Regions from separate parts of the Homo sapiens genome. Here region 2 is linked to region 1. A link is an interaction called in ENCODE POLR2A ChIA-PET data of the cell type or tissue named here. Cell type or tissue: K562. All regions are shown on one strand. Each heading gives the region's core, and the rest is flanking DNA. Links, peaks and the distances in the headings are about the cores only. Region 1 overlaps TM9SF4 (transmembrane 9 superfamily member 4). Region 2 overlaps PLAGL2 (PLAG1 like zinc finger 2).

Region 1 (2,914 bases), core at 181-2,680:
CCGATGTGGAAGGGAGCTTGGTGTTTTTGAGGAACACACAGAAGGCTGGAGGGGCCGAAGCATGATGAGGGTTGGGGTAGGAGAGAATGATACAAGATGAAACTGGAGGGAAGCAAGAGCAACTGTTTTGAGAAGCATGCCTGGAAATGGGAAGGACTGCGGTCTACATTTTGTTGTCTGTGGATTGCATTTTGAAATAGTGTTGTATTAGGCTGCTTCCCCTTCCCATCCCCTTCAGGACAGTACTTGAAGGGAGCCAGCTTGTTCTCAGTTGGCACAGAGGCTGTGGAAAGGAGTTTGGATTTTAGTCTAAGCACAGTGGAAGGGACAGTGATTTTTGCCCAGCACAGTGACTCACACCTGTAATCCCAGCACTCTGGGAGACCAAAGCTGGGAGATCGCTTGAGCTCAGGAGTTTGAGACCAGCTTGGACAACATGGCAAACCCCTCTACAAAAAAAATACAAAAAGAAAAAATTAGCTGGGCTTGGTGGTGTGCACCTGTAGTACCAGCTACTTGCGGGGCTGAGGTGGGAGGATCACTTGAACCTCAGTGAGCCCTGATCACTGCACTGCACTCCAGCTTTGGCAACAGAGCGAGACCCTGTCTTAAGAAACAACAACAGGCCGGGAGCAGTGGCTCATGCCTGTAATCTCAGAATTTTGGGAGGCTGAAGCAGGCAAATCACTTGAGGCCAGGAGTTCAACACCAGCCTGGCCAACATGGCGAAACCCTGTCTTCTAAAAATACAAAAATTAGCAGGGTGTGGTGGCACACACCTGTAATCCCAGCTACTCGGGAGGCTGAGGCACAAGAATCGCTTGAACCCGGGAGGCGGAGGCTACAGTGAGCCAAGATCGTGTCACTGCACTGCAGCCTGGGTGACAGAGTGAGACCCTATCTCAAAAAAAAAAAAAAAACAAAAAACAAAACACACCACCACCAACAAAACCCTGCAAGTACGGTGATTTAGTGTTTGTTGTGCCACCTGGGAGTGTTGTACTGAAAACAGTAACTGATTTAAAGAAACTGAGTATGTAACATATGCAGTGACCCACAGAGGCCAGTTTAAAGGGTGCATATGGAGAAACTTCATATCTGGTGCAATAGTGAAAAGGTGTGGAAGCAAATTTATTACAGGGGTATGTGATGAAGGGGCAAAGTGGAGTCACAGGCTTGAGTTTGGTCTGTGTCAGCACTTCATTACACGGAAGTCAGAATAGTCCCCACACCCTCATACACACCCTCATTTCATAACCATTGGGGCGAGGGGGTGCGGTAGACCTACTTTGGAGTGTATGGGTCTCTGAGGTGAGTCATACAGCCAAAGAGGAACTGAACTAGTGGATCCAGTGGCCGTGGGAATAGCTGGGTTGCTGGTTTGTCCTTTGTTTTGAAAGTTAGGGTTGTGGGTGCAAGTGCGGTGGCATGTGAGCTTTTCCCTTTCTCTCTTTCCTTGGTGAATGGCTCTTCTTCCCCAAGGGTTGAGCCGCCAGCTCCCAGAACAATGTCAGTATGGAGGGTGTTTCCTGAACCCGCAGGGCAAGACTTCTCCCTCCATAGAAGATAGCTGGTGTAAACTGAAGTTCTCTTTGATTTTCCTGTCTTCTTCCATCCTTAGATTTAGACTACTCTGTAAAGTTACAGGATACAGTGTTGATCTAGCTAGGTCTGAATTGAGATGCGGGCTCATGTCTCACTCTTTATGGAAAACGGTTCTTGGGAATATTATTTCATTGAAACTTGGGAAATGTCCATTGAGTACATTTCTAGATGTGTCAGGAGTCTAGAAACTTCAGTTTGGAGAATAAAACTCTACTTCCCTCACATCATTGTTCATACTGTTTTGGTTTTTATTATAATCTTCTTTATGGATATAATTCATATGCCATAAAATTCACCCCTTTAAAGTATATAATTTAGTGGGTTTTAGTGTTTTTATAGGTTGTGCATACACTAAATGTGATGGTTATCACCATTGTGTAATTCGGAACATTTCATCACCCCAAAAAGAGAGTCACTCCCTACTCTTCCCTCCCCACAGCCCTAGGCAACTACTAATTTACCTTCTGTCCCTATAGATTTGCCTATTCTGGACATTTTATACAAAGATAATTATATAATATGTGATCTTTTGTGTCTGGCTTCTTAGCATAATGTTTTCAAAGTTTGTTTATGTTGTATCATGTATCAGTAGTGCCGCATCCCTTTTTATGGCTGAATCTTCCCTTGTATGGATGTACCACAGCTTGTTTATCACTCATCAGTTGATGGATATTGGGATTGTTTTCACTTTTTGGTTGTTAGGTATAATGCTGCTGTGAACATTCAGGTGTAAGTTCTTGTGTGAACATACATTCAGTTTCCATGGGTGTATGGAAGTGTATTCCTGCATCAGTTCACACTGTTTTGAGGTTACTTGGGTTTGAGCCACTCCAGAAACAGGAATGGAATAAATGACATCAAGATTCCTTTGTGCTAATGGAGCCAATGCCAGTAGTCCCTCCAGCCCCAGTCAAAGGCACAGAAACTGGTTTTGTTTGTTTGTTATTATTATTTGAGACAGGGTCTCACTCTGTCATCCAGGCTGGAGTGCAGTGGCACGATCATAGTTCACTGCAGCCTCCACCTCCCGGGCTCAGGCGATCATCTTGCCTTAGCCTTCTGAGTAGCTGGGACTACAGGCACGCACCACATCCACCTAATTTTTTAATTATATTTTTCTTAGAGACAGGGTCTTGCTATGTTGCCCAGGCTAGCCTTGAACTCCTGGCCTCAAGCAATCCTCCCGTCTTGACCTCCCAAAGTGCTGGGATTACAGGTGTGAGTCACTGTGCCCAGCAAAAACTGTTTTTAATGGTGAAATAGCGTGCTAATCAGGTTGGATGATAGAGTCCTGGAACAGAAGGCCAGA
Region 2 (2,914 bases), core at 223-2,722, 88 kb after region 1:
CCTAGCTACTCAGGAGGCTGAGGCAGGAGGATCACTTGAGCCCAGGAGTTTGAGGCTGCAGTTAGTTATAATCACGCCACTATACTCCAGCTTGGGCAAAAGTGAGACCCTGTCTCAAAAAAAAAAGAAAAAAAAGAAAGCCTAAGAGTATGGCCTTGACTGGAGTTCCCTTAACTTATAGGAGCACACAGAGAATCTAAGCACTCCTGAGGACCACAGAATTGTCAAGAGGGCAATCCTGACTACCATGCTACCCTGTTGCCTATTTTAGTCCCTTCCTATTAACTGTTTTCCAGATGAGGAACTGAGGCTTTGTGGTCATCTTGTTCATGTATTTACTTGTTTACTGTCTGTACCCACTATTAAGACCATAAACCCAAGGAGGACCAGCACCCCCATCTGTCTGGCTCACTACTCCGCCCCTTGCACCGAGCACTGTGCCTGGTACAGAGCAAGAGCTCAATAATGTTGGATAGATGAATGGATGGTTGGATGACTGTGCATCAGGCCAATCTATCTCATTTCTTTTTTTTTGAGACGGAGTCTCGCTCTGTCGCCCAGGCTGGAGTGCAGTGGTGTGATCTCGGCTCACTGCAAGCTCTGCCTCCTGGGTTCACACCATTCTCCTGCCTCAGCCTCCCGGTAGCTGGGACTACAGGCGCCTGCCACCGCGCCCAGCTAATTTTTTTTGTATTTTTAGTAGAGACGGGGTTTCACCGTGGTCTCGATCTCCTGACCTCGTGATCCGCCTGCCTTGGCCTCCCAAAGTGCTGGGATTACAGGCGTGAGCCACCGCACCCGGCTGATCTATCTCATTTCTAAAGGGCAAGTTCATGGTTCCTCTAATGCGAAAAGGATAAAATCAAAATTGCTCTTTTTTGTTTTTTTTGAGACAGTCTTGCTCTGTCACCCAGGCTGGAGTACAGTGGCACAATCTCAGTTCACTGCAACCTCCTTCTCCTGGGTTCAAGTGATTCTCCTGCCACAGAGTCCCAAGTAGCTGGGACTACAGGCATGTGCCACCACACCCAGCTAATTTTTAAAAAATTTTTAGTAGAGATGGGGTTTCACCATGTTGGCCAGGCTTGCCTCAAACTCCTGGCCTCAAGTGATCCGCCCGCCTCAGCCTCCCAAAGTGCTGGGATTACAAGTGCGAGCCACCACGCCTGGCCCAAAATTGCTTTTGACCATGCCTCCCCATCCTCACCAAAGCAACCAAAGCTGCTCTTCTCTATCTGCCTTATGTCAGGGCTTTTACGTTTAATTTCACTTTAAGTAGGGGTTCTTGGGCTTACAAGTTTCAGAAAAGCAGCTGCCCCAGTGGGCAACAGGGAGACAGACATAGTTAAATGAGTAAGTAGCAGGCTGATTCAGTAGAAGAGGCACTGCAGGACCTCTGAAGCTGTGTGACCTTGGGTAAGTTATGTCCCTACTCTGAACCTCTACTTTAAAATTTACAGACTGGGCCAGAAGGTCTACTTTTCCTTCTAAAGTTCGAATACTGATTCCTAACTTCTAGCTAAAATTCTGACCATCACCTGACAAAGGTGAGGAAAGCAATATTTAAAAAAAAATGTTCAGGGCTAAGTGCGGTGGCTCATGCCTGTAATCTCACTGCTTTGGGAAGCCAAGGCAGGAGGATCACTTGAGCCCAGGAGTTTGAAACCAGCCTGGGGAACACAGCCACACCCCCATATCTACAAAAAATTAAAAACAACCAGGTGCGGTGGTTCAAGCCTGTAATCCTAGTTACCTGGGAGAATGAGTCAAGAGAATCACTTGAGCCCAGGAATTGGAGGCTGCAGTGAGCTGATTGCACCACTGTACTCTAGCCTGGATGACAGAGCAAGACTCCCATTTCTTAAAAAAACAAACAAACAAACAAACAAAACTCAAGGCTGCCTGACATTGGCACCCAGATCGTCACTAAGAAGGTGTAAGAAGGCCAGGTGCAGTGGCTCACGCCAGCAATCCCAATACTTTGGGGAGGCAACCCATCAGATTCTAGTGTCTGAATCAAGCAATCTGAATCATTTTTTAGTGAGTGACTTCAACTGTTTGGCATTCAGGGTATACTTGTAGGACAAATTAACCTCCACTCTTCTGCCACAGATTAAAAACCCACACTAGGCAGAGTCTCTCTGCTTTTTCCCTCTGGGAACCTCAGGGCAGGAAGAGATATGAGAGTGTCACCTACCTATACAGCTTGTATTTGGAAGCAAAAGCCTTGCCACAGTGCAGCTGAGGGCAGCTATATGGTCTCTGCTCTGGTTGCGGGAGGCTGTGAGGCCTCAGCTTCTCCCCATTTGAGAAAGGTGTTCCCGAAATTTCACATTGGCACTTCACTTGACTCTCCGCCTCCCGGCCCCGAGGCCTGGGAACTAGTTTCCAGCCCACTTCCTCCTCCTGCTTTGCATCTTGAATCCAGGGGGGGACGCTGGTGAAAAATGTGGTCATGGCAAGGCTAATGGCAAAGGGCCATGTTATTGAGAAAGCCTCCCCATCCGCTCCACACAGGCTCTCAGCTCTGTCACAGCCTCCAACGCAGCTTTCAGAAAACAATCTCTTCACCTGAAACATCAGAACACCTGGTGTTAGGGAGCCCAATACCATGAGAACATGGGCTCTGGAAGCAGACAGATCCCGTTCCAATCCCAGCCCTTCCACTTAGAAGCTGTGTGACTTTCAGCCAATTACTTACTTCCCTGAGCTGTTTCCTCATTTATAAAATGGGCATAATAATCTCCTAAATTATAAAAATGTTTTGAGGATTAAATGAGATCATGAATATAAAGCATTCAGCAGAAGGCTGGGCATCCATTAAGTGCTTAGTGGTAGCTACTATTACTAGTACCATCTAGGCTAATAAGAAACAAGATAAACTGAGGAACCAAAAGCCCCAAAACTTCAAACT

Evidence for each region. ChIA-PET counts read pairs that join two places held together with the same protein. Peaks named below come from ENCODE experiments on the same cell type or tissue, not always from the same donor. Only the 100,000 strongest peaks of a DNase experiment are listed, where the experiment ranks them.
Region 2: POLR2A ChIA-PET joins it to region 1 with 7 read pairs; 6 of 35 experiments call an interaction of 5 or more read pairs at or near these places.

What each region holds. Positions count from the first base shown.
Region 1 is chr20:32,111,790-32,114,703 of GRCh38, forward strand. The region is part of intron 1 of TM9SF4 (transmembrane 9 superfamily member 4); the gene reads left to right. Among named protein-coding and RNA genes, the nearest start is that of TM9SF4, 3.5 kb to the left of the region's middle. In K562, for the core only: no CTCF peak of the experiment used is centred there; a DNase peak (open chromatin) is centred at 1,292.
Region 2 is chr20:32,199,722-32,202,635 of GRCh38, forward strand. It overlaps PLAGL2 (PLAG1 like zinc finger 2), which reads right to left. Exons shown (of 3, transcript NM_002657.3): 2 at 2,198-2,571. The coding sequence starts at 2,457. Among named protein-coding and RNA genes, the nearest start is that of PLAGL2, 6.6 kb to the right of the region's middle. In K562, for the core only: no CTCF peak of the experiment used is centred there; no DNase peak of the experiment used is centred there.